Linked DNA regions of Mus musculus: region 1 is linked to region 2. Evidence: chromatin loops called from intact Hi-C (ENCODE). Cell type or tissue: heart. All regions are shown on one strand.

Evidence for each region. A loop is a pair of places that touch in the nucleus more often than their neighbours do. Peaks named below come from ENCODE experiments on the same cell type or tissue, not always from the same donor. Only the 100,000 strongest peaks of a DNase experiment are listed, where the experiment ranks them.
Region 1: it touches region 2 in a loop (4-fold over the local background); 8 of 42 quality-filtered maps call a loop at or near these places.

The regions. Positions count from the first base shown.
Region 1 is chr3:104,635,329-104,643,328 of GRCm38, reverse strand. Slc16a1 (solute carrier family 16 (monocarboxylic acid transporters), member 1) reads right to left here and starts at 4,665. Exons shown (of 5, transcript NM_009196.4): 1 at 4,501-4,665. In heart, no CTCF peak of the experiment used is centred here; DNase peaks (open chromatin) are centred at 4,108 and 4,678; H3K4me3 peaks cover 4,219 bases; H3K27ac peaks cover 3,278 bases.
Region 2 is chr3:104,508,491-104,516,490 of GRCm38, reverse strand. It overlaps Lrig2 (leucine-rich repeats and immunoglobulin-like domains 2), which reads left to right and starts at 4,573. Exons shown (of 18, transcript NM_001025067.2): 1 at 4,573-5,035. The coding sequence starts at 4,800. In heart, CTCF peaks have their summits at 2,622 (motif pointing left) and 4,405; a DNase peak (open chromatin) is centred at 4,450; H3K4me3 peaks cover 2,666 bases; H3K27ac peaks cover 1,956 bases.

The DNA of each region.
Region 1 (8,000 bases), 130 kb before region 2:
CCACTCCACCAAAAGAAAAAAAAATTAAAGCAGAGGGAAGAAAATGCCACGTGGTTAAGACAAATTAAAGAACACACAGAATTTAAAAGATTGTAATTATGTAGGCCTGGTTGTCCTTGAACTCGGTATGAAGAACATGCTGGCCTCAAACTCACAGATCTACCGGCCCCCACCTCTTGAGTGGTTTTGATTAGGGAGATGACCAGAAACTGTTAGAGCGGTGTAGAAGGAAGATGATACAATCACAGAAGTCAAAGGCTGTAGCTTAGTCAGAATACTTGCCTAGCACATATGGTGGCTCTAGGTTTGTCCTTAGGAGCACACAAACCAGGTATGGTGACTTAGACAATCTTTCAGATACATAGGTTATTTGGATCCAGCTTAGGCCACATGAGATTCTCTCTGACAACAATAATAATACCACTGAATTAATCACAAAACAATCTAAACTGGGTAACACTAATAGTAATGGAAGAGAGTCAGAGAGGCAAAGATGATGTGGAAGCTACCTGTGCGTAGGAGAAGTAGGTCTACCAGGGGAAGTACTAAGACGATGTAAGAGTATTTAAGCATGGCTACCTGGAAGAACAGTGGAATCACAAGATTAGGGTTCCAGGGTGAAGAAGTAGAAAACAGAATAAGTATTAGATTAAACTTAAATGCCTCAGAGGTAACTGGAAAAGGTAGATCAAGGCTCCACTGCTTAAAAACACCCCTCCCCCCCCCAAGAACTTGAAGGGCATCTGATGACCTGAGTTCAATCCTTGGAACTCATATAAGAGTTCATATATCATATTAAATAAAAATAGGATTACAGTTGGCACGGTGGCTCATGCCTGTGGTCTTACTAACACTTGGAAAGTGGAGACAGGAGGATCATGAGTTCAAACCAAGCCATTCTGGTCCACGGCAAGTGTGAGGCCAGCCTAGGCTATCTGAGAGGGTCTCAGATGCAAACATGCACATAGAAAGCTGGTAAAAAACTAAAGTGCAATCAAATTACTGCCTTTTCAAACCAAGAGTAGGTTGTGAATACAGCAGAAAGAAAACCATCACATGTCTTCAAGTAGAAATAGCAAACATGAAAGATACTCGATCTCCCCTCCTAAACCTTTTCTCAGAGATAAAAACCTGACTGCAGTGCTTGGTCTTCAAGTGAGCTTCCAATGTGAGGAAACACAAAGGGCAGGAGATATACTAATTAGAACATGTTAAAACTATGCCAGGAGGACCAACTCAGAATCCCAAGCACAGAAGACAAGAAGGAAGAGGAAGAAAAAGGGCCTATCTCTTCCAAATAAATTAGACGAGAAACCTATAGATTTCAGACAAACATATGACCTTGTTTGTATCCTTGATCAAGAGAACCAATTACTAAAAAACCTAAACTAATACATAGATATATATATAACTTGGGAAAATCTGAATACGGACAGATATCTGGTGATGTTAATTTTTAAAAGCAGGACAATGTGACTCCTATCTTTCAGATAGCTATGGATATAACTAAGTTAGTAAAGTTATTATTCTTTCATCTAGGATTTGCTTCACAAGGAAAGTAGGAAGGGATAGCGATGACACAGGAGTGACTCAACCGCCTGCTAATTAGCATTTTCCATACTTAAAGTAGAGAAGGTAAAGAGGAAACAAAATAATTTCAGTTTCACCAATGAAAACAGACAAGAGGGCAGAAATGGCTTTGAATTTAATCTATGAGTTTTATACATTGGGCAGTTCTGGTGTAGTCACAGTACCTCAGGATTCCCATTGGTTAAAATGAAGATAAAAAAATTTATATTTGCTCCAGCTAGCAACTTGAACCACATTCTTAACTTCACCCGTTTCTTATCTCCAACACCTAACTAGTCCCCTACCCAAAACCTGCTTCCTTCCTTTTCTCAAGGATTCCCCTAGGTATTCATTCACATATGGTCCCACTCTAAAACCCCTCTAACCAGCTATCCCCAGAATGATACTAAAATGCAAATCTGCCCAGCCACACTAAGTTCTTTTAACTGTTCAGTCTCTTCCTGTGGCCTTACAATGACTGAAGGCACTCCACTGGCTGACATTTCTAGTCCCTCTTATTATTTTTGACCTTTCTATGTTTTAGTTTTTGATGAAATTCTTTCAGCTTCAAAAATGCCCTTTCAACCTATCACCACCTATGCCAAACTAGCTCCCACCCCTTTATCAAACTGCAGATTAAGTAGTATTTCCTCAGAGATGCAGGCATATCTAGTGTTTCCTTAAATTGAGCATTTTCTCACACCTATACAAAACAGTGTTTGTTCCCATGGTAACCTTACTTTCCCCTAAACTGTTTGCTAAGAGTACTCAACTACCTCTGCTTTCCAGCTAGACTACAAACCAAGGGTAAATACTAGAATCTTCTTTTCTGCTGAATCTTAACTTCTCTATCCACAATTTTCAGTTTTGTGTTCAAGTTCCATATTCCTAGTCCATATTCCCTAGTATGGGAAATAAAAAAAGTCAAGTAGGCATTATACGGGGACCCAGACCTTGCATGAAATGCATAATAGGAAGTTCCTGAGGCACAGTGGGAATGAAAGTTTCAAGAAGTTGGGAAAATACTAATCTAACACTATTTTTTGTCAGAGTTTATAGGTATCCAAGTTTACACCACCTTATCCCCCACCCTGCCCCCCTTAATCTGTTTAGGATTATGTAAATCGTACAGCTAAAGCTTTAAAACTCTCAAAATGCTCCTCAAACTAAGAACTTTCATATTTAACAAGGTCACAATCTGATAAACCAACAGCATCTACTTAAACCCACAATGAAATGACTGAAATACACTTAATTAAACATTTATTCTAGGACTGGGCATGGTAGCAGACGCTTTTAATTCCAGCACTGGGGAAGCAGAAGCAGATCTCTTCTGCGCTCAAGGCCAACCTGGTCAACAGAGTTCCAGGACAGCCAGGGATACACAGAGAAGCTCTGTGTCGACCCCCCCCCCCCATCTAAAGTCTTGAATTATTGGTCATTTCTTATGATACTTGGAAAGCAAAGTTGTAAAATTTAGTCATTTTTACTTTTTTTTTTTTTTTTTTGAGAAGGGTCTCACTATGTAAAGCCTATACCTCCTGCCTGTACACCTTGGATTTAATTTCCGAAAGGTTAAGGCGATGGACTGACCACTTCCTTCTCCTTTTTTCCTCTCTCTCTCTCTCTCTCTCTCTCTCTCTCTCTCTCTCACACACACACACACACACACACACATACACATCCCCGAAGACTTGGACTTAGAAGCACCATTTACCACTTAATTAAAATAAATGAATGATGAATAAATAAATTCAAGAGTCTCTTATTCAGCTGAGAAAAACAAGCAAAACACGAGAACAAAAACCCACCCTGCTTGATTTAATTCCCATCCACCCTTTCCCAAACTCTCGTACAATTACTAATCTCACACATCAGCATATACTCATTTAAAACCAAAGTAATTTTTTTTCAATGCCGACGATCAAACTTTGGAGCCTCAGGCATGGTAGGCCAGGCAGGTAGGTACTCATGCCACTGAGCAACACACCCCGAGCCTAAGCGGAATGACGCCTTAAGATTTCAAAATTAGTTATGGGTAAAAAAAAACAAAAGTAGTTTGTCACTGTGTAACTACTAGCAGTAGCCCGCCAGTTTATAATGAGCCACTGGAAAACGGGAAAAGACTGAAGTAGTAACACGTGCGTTTCCTGGTTGAGTGATCAGACGCTAGTTTTCGTAACTGCTGGTTGCACCAAAAACGCCATCATAAAGAAAAGCTAAAATGTACTCGGCAAAGGGATGTACTTGGCCCAGAAAGTGTGCTCTGACCAAATATAAGGACGTTTAAATCTGCTCCACAGGGATGCCTTGGGACCCCGTGCCCGCGGCAGACGCGCCGAAGCCACAGGTTGGACCATAAAGAGCCCCTTCCTCAAAGTTCACTCGAACCCCGTAGTCTTGTACCGGCGGTCCGCAATGCAGCTCCTCACATTCCTCACACCACTCTAGCAAGTCACCTGGTGGGACACCGATTGGCAGACCGGGGAGGCTGGGCGGGTATGCCACGAGTCCTAAGTAACTCCCGCCCCAGCAGAAGGCGGCAGGAGTGCACCACGTGAAGCGGCCTCAGGTCGTCCCTCTTCCCGACCTAAGCATCTCTCCAGGCGCCTAGAGTAGGCAGCGCTGGAAGCGTCTCCCCCAAGGTCACCGGGCACCATGACCCGACTCCCGCAGCCCGGCGGCCGCCACCTGACCACGGGCCCGCAGCTCGGCCGGGAGAGACGCTGTGCCCAGCGCCTCAAGGTCCCCTTCACCCACGCCACGTTCCGGGCCACGCGGCTCCGCGCGCCCAGGATGCCGCGTCGCTCGCCCCGACCCTTGCCCCAGGGAGGAAAGTCCCCGCGTGCCCGCGGGGCTCCGCGACCCCACCGGGGCACCAAGGGCACCGCGGATTCCGTGCCGCGCGCTGCCCGCTCAGCCCGGACTAACCGTTATGTGTGTCTCGCGGCGCCCGGAGTATGCGTGACGCGGCGGCGCGGGCCGCAGTTCCTCGGAGCCGGGGGGGTCCCGCTCGTGTCCCCTGCCCGCCGCCGGGCTCCTTGGCTGCTGCACCTACACGACCGACCAGTCACGTCGCAGCTCGCCACTTTGTCTGGCGGGGCAGGCGCGGCTGCCTTATAACCCGCGGGGGCCGGAGCATGCGCACAGGGGGTGGAGTCGGCCTTCCCGGCCGCCGCCCCCTCCCTGCCATACATACTCCCAGCTCGGCATCTCGCGCCTCCACACGCTGCGGGCTGCGCGTGCCCGCTCGCTCGCTCGGGCGCGCGCGCCGGCGCCCCCCTTCCCGCCACGTGACCCGGCGCCGCGGCCCGGAGACCCCGCACATCCTTATCAGCGCTCTGAGGGGGTAGCTTCTTTTGGCGCGTGCCGGGGACGCCATCGTGGGCCTCACCCCTCAGGCTCTGGAGGAGAAAAGGGGAAAAAAAAACTGCCCTGAGGGCGGACCCTGAGGTGCAGAGGGCGAAGGCGATGGACCGTCGGAGTCCGGGGACTGAACAGCATTTTGAATGGACGGACACTGGTAGACTCCGATGTGGGCCTGGAACCCGGGCTCGGGGACCCTGGGAAGTTGCTGGAACCCTCCGGGCCTGTTTCCTTGCGCTACATCAGCCACTATGGAGGCGTTAGGAAGTTTAATGTGCGATTTTACGCAAGTATCTCGTCACAGAGCCTGACCTGTGGCATTTGATGAACGCTTAGTTTAAGGACAAGCCGGTCAGGAGAAACTGGCCCCGGGGCAGAGAGTGTGTACGTTGGAAACGCTGATATGAGCATGCTCTTAGGCCAGAAGTTTATGAACACTGGATTTGGGGGACGGGTCGGGATTATGGCTAGTGGGATTAGGACAGTTGCATGCTAAGTAAGCACTGTACCAGAATTATCTTGTATGATCTTCACAACCGTATTAGGTGCCAAGAAGATCTTGTAACTAAGGAACCCCGGGCTTCACGAGGTTAACTGGCAGAAGTCACCAGGCTAGGAAGTCGCCAACATTTAAAGTCAAAGCCACAGAGCCTGGTGTCACAAGAGCCATTTTCGGTTCTTCACCAAGCCCAGATTCCAAAGTGTCTTGAAGTGGTAAACTAGTGAGTACTCTTGATGGCCAGGACCCTTGATATTTTTATTATTACGAGATGGGTATTTGGTTGGTTGTTTTTGATTTCTTGTTTTTTTTTTTTTTTTTTTTTTTTTTTTTTGAGATAGCCTCGTGTGTGTGTATAGCTCCACCTGGCCTGGAACTCATCATGTAGATCAGGCTGGCTTCGAACTAAGAGAGCAAACATGAAAAAAAAAAAAAAATCAACCCGCCTCTGTCTCCCTACCGCTAAGATTATTTGTTTAATTTTGTGTTTTGAGACATGGCCTTATTATGTATTCTCTTGGCTGGCCTGAAACTTGTAACGTTGATTAGACTGGCCTCAAACTCAAGAGATCCGCCTGGTTTTGCTTCAGTGCTGCTATTAAAGGCATGTGCTCCATCACACCCAGTGAGAATATTTTTTAAAGTCAGGCCTTCTGGCTTCCAAGGCTCTTACTGCATACCAAGATCCTGCCCTCCCCGCCATTTGCTCTTCGACCTCTCCCTACCTACACTGGTTTTCCTAATCCTCCGAAATAGGCCCTCTACTTAGTTTTGTGGATGAAGAACCAGAGATTGAAAAGAGGCCCTGTGTGCCCCAGCACTCAGGAGGCAGAGGCAGGCAGATTTCTGAGTTCGAGGCCAGCCTGGTCTGCAAAGTGAGTTCCAGGACAGCCAGGGCTATACAGAGAAACCCTGTCTCGAAAAACAAAACAAAAAACCAAAGAGGCCCTGTGTGCCTTCAGCTCCCCTCTGCCTCCTTTCAGTATGAAGAGTTCATACTAGGAACTCTTAGTAGGATCCAGTTTGAAATCCACCAAGTGCTGCTTATGAGCAATATTTTGTCTTTTACATCTGATAAATACATAGAAGGGAAAAGCTCTTCAGGTCTTTAGGGTGGTTGGAACTTAAAACAGTAGTGGTTTAGGGTTGTTAGGATAAGACATTCAGTGGTACAACATTTAGCTTGCAGGAGTCTGGCCCCTGTTTAGACCTTCAGCACCACAAAAAACGGAAGTGGGGGTACTCGAAGTGTTATTGTGGTAACTGTTCAGGGAGATGGTTTGAAAAGGTGAACTAGAGAGGTGGGAAGTTTCTGGATGGTTTTGTTTGTTGACCTCAAAACCTTACCTGTCTGTGTATGTGAAATGCTCATAAACTTGTGACACTCTCTCCCTCCCCACACTAAGATGGCAGGAATGAGCCTGATTTCAGGGTAGGCAGTACAGGATGGAGTGGGAAACTGATACATTCACAATAGAAATCTGGGAGCCAGGTCTCCAGAGTTCCATCTTTGATACTTGACAACTTATATTGTGCCCTTAGGCAAGTTAAGCCTCATTCTCCACTCTGTGCAAGAAAGGTAAGATCTAGTTCCTGGCCTACCTTATAGGATTGCTATGGTAATACAGTTATACAATTAAGATTTACTTCAGGGCTGGTGAGATGGCTCAGTGGTTAAGAGCACTGACTGCTCTTCCAGAGGTACTGAGTTCAATTCCCAGAAACCACATGGTGGCTCACAACCATCTGTAATGGGATCCGATGCCCTCTTCTGGTGTGTCTGAAGACAGCTATAGTGTACTCATATATACATAAAATAAATAAAAATAAACCTTTTAAAATTTTTAAAAAATTAAAATAAAAATTTAAAAAGATTTACTTTAGACCCCATCCCCCACCCCAGCGCTTTGGTAAGTGCTCTGCTACTCAGCTGTAGCTTCAGACCATTTTGTTCTTATTTCACTTAGGTTTTATTCATGTAAGAAACACTTTTAGGCAGTGAGATCTCTGTGAGTTCAAGGCCAGCCTGGCTTACAGTGCAAGTTCCAGGATAGCCAAGGCCATACAGAGAAACCCTGTCTCCAAAAACCAAACCAAAACAAAACAAAAAACCAAAGAGGCCCTGTGTTCTGTCCGCTCCCCTCTGCCTCCTTTCAGTATGAAGAGTTCAGCATGTTAGTAGGATCCAGTTTGAAATCCACCAAGTGCTGCTTATGAGCAATATTTTGCCTTTTACATCTGAAAAGTAAACACCAAAAGAGTAAGAAAGAAGAGAGACTAATGGAGGAGGAATATGGTCAAAAGCGCATTTATATGACAGCATGAGAGAATAAATAGAAAAATTTCTAACATAAAACTTAATCTAAAACCCTAAAGGGTACCCATTAGCACCTACTTCCAAGGCACTGAGCAGGATTATATTATTGCTATATGTTATGTTGTAATTTTGTTTTTAGAAAGAGCTATTAACGTTTTTTGAAGACTCAGACCCTACACAACCTGGCTTGGGGCAGATAGGGACTTAATGTTGTGAGTTGAGTATAATTGGAATCAGAGGACCTAGCCC
Region 2 (8,000 bases):
AACAACAACAAATCAAAACCAGAACCAAAAACAAAACAGAGGAGCTTGCGAAGGGTGCCCAGGGTACTTATTACTGAAGAATGGGAGAGTGGCTCATAGGGACAGGAAGTAGTCTTTGTTCCACCTTCGCTACCTACACACAAGGAAATTCTCAACATTTTTCCTCTAAAAGTTTTGCTTCTCTCATTTAGGCCTTTATCAGAATTTTGTTTTCATTACAGTGTGAGTAGAGTCTAATTTTGCTTATATATATATATATATATATATATATATATACATATACACACACACACATATATATATAAACATATATTATATATGTAGTTCCAGTGTGCACATACACATTACACATGCACACATACATACCAGGACCTCATGTATGCTAGACAACTACTTTACCACTCTCTAGCTACACTCCAGCTCTTAGGGTGTGTGATCAGTTGCTTGGTAATGTGATCTTTGGCCATACATTTCTGGTATCGACTTTATACAGACTTTAATTCTGTACCCCTTGTCTGACTATATGTTTACCCACAAACTTCTTCCTTCCTTTCTTACTAGCTAAGGTCTAGTTATGAGTCTTATTTACTGGAAGGGTAAGTCCTTTGGTTTTTTTACTTTTATACTATTGGTAATTGAACCTAAGGCCTTGCACATTCTAGGCAAGGGACAATTCCTTAGCACTTAGTTACATACCCAGCTCATTTTTATTTTTTATTTTGAGACAGAAATAAAAGCCCAGTTAATGCCCAGGTTAGCTTTAAACTCACTCTGTCGTCCAGGTTGGCCTCGAACTTGTGGTTCTTTTGTCCCAGCCTCCTGAGTGCTAGGATTTCACTAGCTGGGACAGAGCCACCAGGCCTGAGTCCTGTTTCATTTTTAGTTTTTGGTTTGATTTTTGTTTACTGAGACAAGCTCTCCATATGTGTTAATTTCTAAGGCTGGCCTGGAACTCACTGTCTATAGCTGCAACAATCCTGCTGAGGCCCCCTGAGTACAGGGATTATAAGTGTGTATCAACAAGGTCAGGTTTTTTGCTATTTCGTTTTTGTTTTAGCCAGGCTCTCATGTAGCATTGGAGTTCACTCAAACTGGCTATATATTGAAGGTTGGCCTTGAGTTTCTGATATTCCTGCTTCTGTCTCCCAAATGCTGGGATTTTAGGCATGTGCTACTATGCTCACTTGTTTTATTTTTATTTACTTTTTTTTTTTTTTTTAAAACAGGGTCTAATTATGTAGGCCTGGTTGGCCTGGAATTCCATATGAAAATGCCAGAACCTACATGGAGGAAGAAGAGAATCAGTCCCTGTAAGTTGTCCTCTGATTTTCACTCTGTGGCCACTCACAATAAATGTAATAAAAAAACCCAAAAAACAAAAAACAAGGGACTGGAGAGATGGCTCAGCAGTTAAGATCACTGACTGCTCTTCCAGGGGTCCTGAGTTCAATTCCCAGCAACCACTTGGTGGCTCACAACCATCTGTAATGGGATCTGATGCCCTCTTCTGGTGTGTCTGAAGACATTGACCGTGTACTCACAAAAATAAATAAATAAATAAATAAATAAATAAAAAATAAAATAAAATAAAAGAAGAAGAAATCTTAAAAGAAACAAAACAGCTGAACAGGGAAAAGTATATTATGCTTTCAGACTGAAAGACTTATTTCTATAAAGATGTTAAGTTCTGTCGGGATGATTCAGAGGTTTAGTGTAATCCTAAGAAAAACATCAATCACTATGGCACAACAAAGATAGAGTTGGAGTGAAAAATGTAGAAGAACTGGCTAGGCCAGCTATCGAGATATATTTGAAGGCTACTGTAATTTAAAATACAGTACTGCTTCATGGAAAGTTCACCTGGTTTTTGATACATATCAGGTGTTTAATTAGATGCTTGATTTATGACATAGAACTTCAGAGTAGTAATGAAAGGCAGAACCTTCACTGAATGAAGCTCAGCTCTCTGGGTTGTCACATGGAAGAAAAAAAAAGAACTTGAATCCTTTTTCTTTTCTTTCTTTTTACTTTTTTGTGTGTGGGTTTCCAGTCAGGGTTTCTCTGTGCAGCCCTGGCTGTCCTGGAACTCACTCCACAGACCAAGCTGACCTAGAACTCAAGATCAGCTCGCCTCTGCCTCCCTCGTGCTGGGATCAAAGACATGTGATACCTGGATCTTTTCTTAATCATATGCAAAAGTCAATACTCGGCCCAGGGAGATTTTTCATGAGATAAAGGTGCTTGTTGTTCTAAGCTGATGACCTGCGTTCAGTCCCTAGGATCCACAAAAAGATGAAGGGAGAGACTTACTTGACAAGGATGTCTACTCTGACCTCTATGCTAAAATCATGGCATACACACACACCACCAAATATCACACACACACACACACACACACACACACACACACACACACACACACCCCAGTGGTTGGAGGGATGGCTTATTAGTTAAGAGCACTGAGTGCTTTTCCAGAAGATCCAGGTTCAATTCCCAGCACTCAGAGGATATCTTACAACAAATGGCCTGTAATTCTATTCTCACAACCATCTGTAATGGGATCGGATGCCCTCTTCTGGTGTGTCTGAAGACAGCAACAATGTACTCACATACATAAAATAAATAAATAAATACATAAATAAATCTTAAAATAAATTTGCTTGTGACCCAAGCACTCAGGAGGCTGAGACTGAATGCTCTTGAGTTCAAGGCCACCTTGGACTACAGACTGAGACCTCTATGCTGTAAAAATATAATTGGAGTTGGGCTGGGTAGAGAGATGGCTAGGCAGTTAAGAGCACTGGCTGTCCCCCGCAGAAACCCAGGTTTCATCTCTGGCACCTACAGCCTTCTGTGACTCTAGTCTCAGAGGATCCCTTGCCTTCTTCTGGCCTCCTCAGGGACTACATACATGTGGTACACAGATAACTTATGTTAGCAAAACACTCACACACACTGAAAAAAAAAAATCAGGGGCTGGAGAGATGGCTAAGCTCTTGTTCCTCTTCCAGAAAGCCCTTGGAGGCCAGAAGAGGGCGTTAGAATCCTCGAAGCTGGACTTCATGCTGTCCAGTGTGTGTGTGCTGGGAACTGAACCCTGGTCCTCTGCAGGAGCATTGTGTGTTTACTGAACAGCTAAGCCATCTCTGCTGTCCCCGAAGTGTACATTTTTGATGAAGTCCAATATCTCTATCACTTTTCTGGCTTCACATTTTGCTTCAATGGTAATAAATAGTAGTTGCTGTTAGTTTTCATGGTCATGTTTACTGGGAGAAGAAGGGAGAAGAAGCTGAAGGAGACACCTTTCTAAAAGTCCTCTGCAGTAGACAAGCACACGAGGACAGTCAGAAAAGTAATTTTAACCCAAAGGCATGACATGGATGGAAATGGTGTGTGTGTGTGTGTGTGTGTGTGTGTGTGTGTGTGTGTGTGTGTAAGTGCCACAGGGTGCATATGGTGATCAGAGGACAGGGACTTGCAGGAGTCAGTTGTCTCATTCTACCATGTGGGGTCTGCGAATTCAACTTAGGTTGATACACTTGGTGGCAAAGCTATTATTGATGAAGCATCTTACCCACCCTGTTTTTCGTTTCTCCTCTTCTTTCATACAAAGCATACTATGCAGATGAGGCTGAACTGGGACTTGGGTTCTCCTGCCTCAAATTCCCAAGGAGTGCTCAGACTGCAGGCGTGCTGGTCCACACCTGGCTTGCAAAGTCTTTGAAAAGTATAGACACTATATGTCAGTGAACCATTACTGATATTTTCATTTTTACTCATTTTGTAGGTAACACACAGCGGAGAGATCACAAGGTAGCTAGATTCCGCTGTTCCCAGTAAGTCTTTTTACTTCAGGATAATTTCCTTCCAGTCTTCTTAACTTTGTTGATTGCTCAAAAACCTCAAACAGAAACCAGAAAACCCACATCCTCAAACCAACGTTTTATCTATTTGTCCCACTTGTTCTTCTGAAGATGAAACAATATTTTCCCAAATCGAGGAAAGAATTTTCTTTAGAGACAATTATTGAACTCCAGGCTACTGTAGAAGCCGGAGGTGTACTGACTAAATAGCGCCTCTGCCAATGGGAACTTGAAGTCCTTTCACAGTGACAGCGTGCCATGCTCCGGGAGAACCAACTGCCACATTTTTTCAGGGCAGGGAGTTCGGCCGCAGAGGCCGCCCTGGTTGGGCTCCGGAGACTGATGTGGTCGAAGTTAGGTTTAGATCGCGCACTTATTTGCAGCTGCTGCTTGGCATGCAGCCCTTGTGCCATTCCCTTCTGCAGGAGCCTACAGAATAGGTCTTTTTTCACTACTACTGCAGATCAACCGCAGTGAGGATTTGGCGTTTCGGGTTTCGCTTTTTCCATTCTATTTCAAGGCCCTAGTGCGCCCACAAGCGGAGGAATAGCTGCAGAACTGCAGAAGCAGCTCGGAAAAGGAGAAAGGGCCGCTGTAATGCTCGCCTCCTAGGGGGCGGGGCAATCGTAGGCCTCGCCTCTCTCAGAACCCAATTTCCGACGCAACCTCATCCCGGGGCTCCGATTGGCTGGCTGCTGAGCGTGAGTACGTTGCGTCGCGGGGCGGGGCGGACGAGCGGTGTCTGTCAGGGTTTCAGCTCTACGCCCCCGACCGCCGCCCCCTCCCCTGCGGTAGCGTCGTTTCCTCCTCTCGCCCGCTCTGAGAGGGGACAAGTGACAGCCCGGGCTCCGGGTGGCGGTTTAGCCTCCGGGCATCTCTCCTCAGCCGACTCTCTGAGCTAGCTGCTGTTCTCGAGCGGGTCCCGGCCAGGGGAAGATGGCGGCCGCGCCCCGCGGCATCTGGGAGCAGCGGCGCCTGGGCTGTGGGTTGGGACCCCTCGCACGGTTGCTCATCCTTGCGCAGGCGCTGCGGCTGCTGCCCGCTGCCCGAGCCGGCCTGTGCCCGGCGCCCTGCGCCTGCCGTCTTCCTCTGCTGGACTGCAGTCGCAGGAAGCTGCCCGCGCCCAGCTGGAGGGCACTGTCGGGCCCGCTGCCCTCCGACATCTCCAGCCTGTGAGTAGAGGGTCCCAGGGCGCGGTCGCCACCGAGTTCGGAAGGGAGCTGCCTTATTGAGATTGTGAACTTTGAATGTTAGGGTTTCCCGGTACTCGTGGGAAGATAGGGGTTAAGATCTGGGGTCTGTGACGTTCCGGGCTGGAGATGTTTAATGTTGGACTCACGGGTCCTGAGCAGCACAGCTGAGACTCTGGATGGCTGTGGGTCGGGTCCAAGTGCAAAGCCCTCTTTGGGCTGCATCATTTTTTTTTTTTTTTTTTTTTAAAATTCCAGCTTGACTGGTCCTTGGGCACGTGATGCAAACACGATCTCTCCCAAAGATACAGGATCTCTCTTTTGTCCCCAGTTCTCCCATCGGCTCATTGTATGTTTCAGTTTTGATACTTGAGTTCTTGATAGGGTTGAAAACCTCTGCATGCCTAAGGAAGATCATTGCTGATCTCTAATGTTTTGTAAGAGCAGTTATTCTTTAGTAGTCAGTTTAAAGAGGGGAAAGATTTTTTTTCCCCAAATCACGATACTTTGTCTTCACTATGTTCCTTTGAGTTAAAGAACCTTCATTTCAGATCTCTTTGTTTATGTATGAGAATCCAGTGCAGTGATCGAGTGGATTCTCTAGCTCTGACTTTAAATCCTGACAAACTTGTATTAGCTAGTGGCATTTGGAGAGCTCACTGCTCTGAGTCAGTAGGCATTAAATAGAACAGTAGGTATTAAATGCTGCAATTATGAGACTTCTTAGCCACCAACATACAGTTATGTCTCTGCCACTAACTGATCAACGTGCTTATTAATTGACTTCTAGAGTTACCTCTGAAAAAGAGTTATCACTAAAAATAGTTTTGTGATATAATTAAAATACAAAGATTGGTTAGGTTCTTAATGGAAAAAGAATACAGGTAGAACATCTGTATTGCAGAGGTTAAGTATACATTTGCAGAACGTATTTATAGGTTAGCATAGATAGGAAAGAAGCTAATTCCTGTATTCATTGAGAAAATTAGTAACTGCTACAGTTACTATAGAATTGCAATATAGTAATACAGCTCCTGTCATTTTGTGGTGGTTATATCTGAGGCTTATTCTGGTTTGACTCAGACTTTAGTATTATCATTTAGCATAGTCTGAATTAATCCAAGCACAGCATCTTCTTTATACAGTAGGTGCCTTTTTTGAAGAAATTGATGAGACAGCTACCTGATTATGATAGACTGAATCTGACATAGGTTTAAAAACAGTCTGACTTAATGTAACTAATTGAAGTAAACATGGCCTGCTTTTGAAGATCCTTCAGTGAGACTTGCTGAGTGTGTTTGTTTAGTATGCATGAAGTTGGGTTTGAACATTAGTGCTGAAAAAAATAAGAAAAAAATCATTAGCAAGTATATAGTAATGTTACCAAAGATGCTAATTGCCAGAAGATAACTGACATTTGGATTTATTTATTTATTAATTTTATTTATTTATTTATTTTGTTTTTTACCTTTTGTGTTTTGAGAGGGGATACTGCCAGGTAGCTCAGGATAAGCAACTCTCCATCCTCCTGCCTCAGCTTACTGACTGCTGCCCACCATTCCCAGCTTGCATTCAGAAAATTGAAATAAAAATTAAATTGACATTTTTAGTTGAAGTGAAATGCCTTGGAGAATAAATTCCCTTATAGTCGATTATTTTGAATATAGTTTCACTAAAAATACCAAATCACAGGCAGAATGCAGCCATGTTCTTTGTCAGGGTGTCATTCGAATGGGCTCTAGTTTGGTTGCCTATAGAGTCCTTGTTCTCTGAAACTTAATGAGCATAGAGTCTACTGCTTATACTGTTATCAGCATTTTGGCATCAATGTATTGCTCACTAACTTCTTAACATTCTAGGGCTTTTCTAACCCATAACTCAAAATTCTGCTATTTTCCTTTTGCAAACCAGTTCTAAGAGCCACAGAACAGTATGATCAGCATATTGCAACAACAGCCTCACTTCTTAGTGTGGAATTTTTATATTAGTTAGTTACTCTTTTTTTTTTCTTTTGGTTCTTCAAGATAGGGTTTCTCTATATTGTCCTGTCTATCCTGGAACTCACTCTGTAGATCAGACTGGCTTCCAACTCAGAGATCAGCCTTTCTCTGCCTCCTGAGTGCTGGGGTCAAAGGCATGGGCCACCACTGTTCCTTTTCTTGTTGCTGTGACCAATTATCTGACACATATCAACTCAAGGGAGGAGTTTTGGCTTATGCTCTAAGAGATGGAGTCTTATAGAAAAGAAGACTCTGTGGTAGAAGGAGCATGCACTGGCTTGCTCACAGCTAGATGGAAGAGGAAACAATTTTTTTGTTGTTTGAGACAAGGCCTTTCTAAGTAGTCCAGGCTGTCCTTAAGCTTCTACTTTTCCTATTTTTGCCTCCCTATTGCTGGGATCATTCTGTGAACGACACTGGACACTGGTGTGTCTGTAATTTTTGATTTGTGTCATAATGTTGATGCTTAAGAGTTTTGGACTTTGGAGGATTTTGGATTTTCTGGTTAGGAATATTCAACCTATATTTAAATCCTTCCTAGTTATTCTGACATCCAGTGTTAATGGAAAACCACTTAGCCAAAATAGCTATAGAGTGCTAGGGCCTTGTGCCTGCTAGGCAAGTCCTCTAAGCTCCGTCCCCAGCCCAAGTTGTCAGTGCTTCCCAAATGCCAATTTAGGAGATCTGTATTTTGTTTACTTCTTCAGAATTCTGTTGTGCTTTGGAAGACTCACAGATCCATTTTATTTATTTATTTATTTATTTATTTATTTAGAGACAGGGTTTCTCTGTATAGCCCTGGCTGTCCTGGAGCTCACTTTGTAGACCAGGCTGGCCCCGAACTCAGAAATCCTCCTGCCTCTGCCTTCTGAGTACTGGGATTAAAGGCGTGTGCCACCACGCCCGGCTTCACAGATCCATTTTTATTAAAAATACTTTGTAGGGAG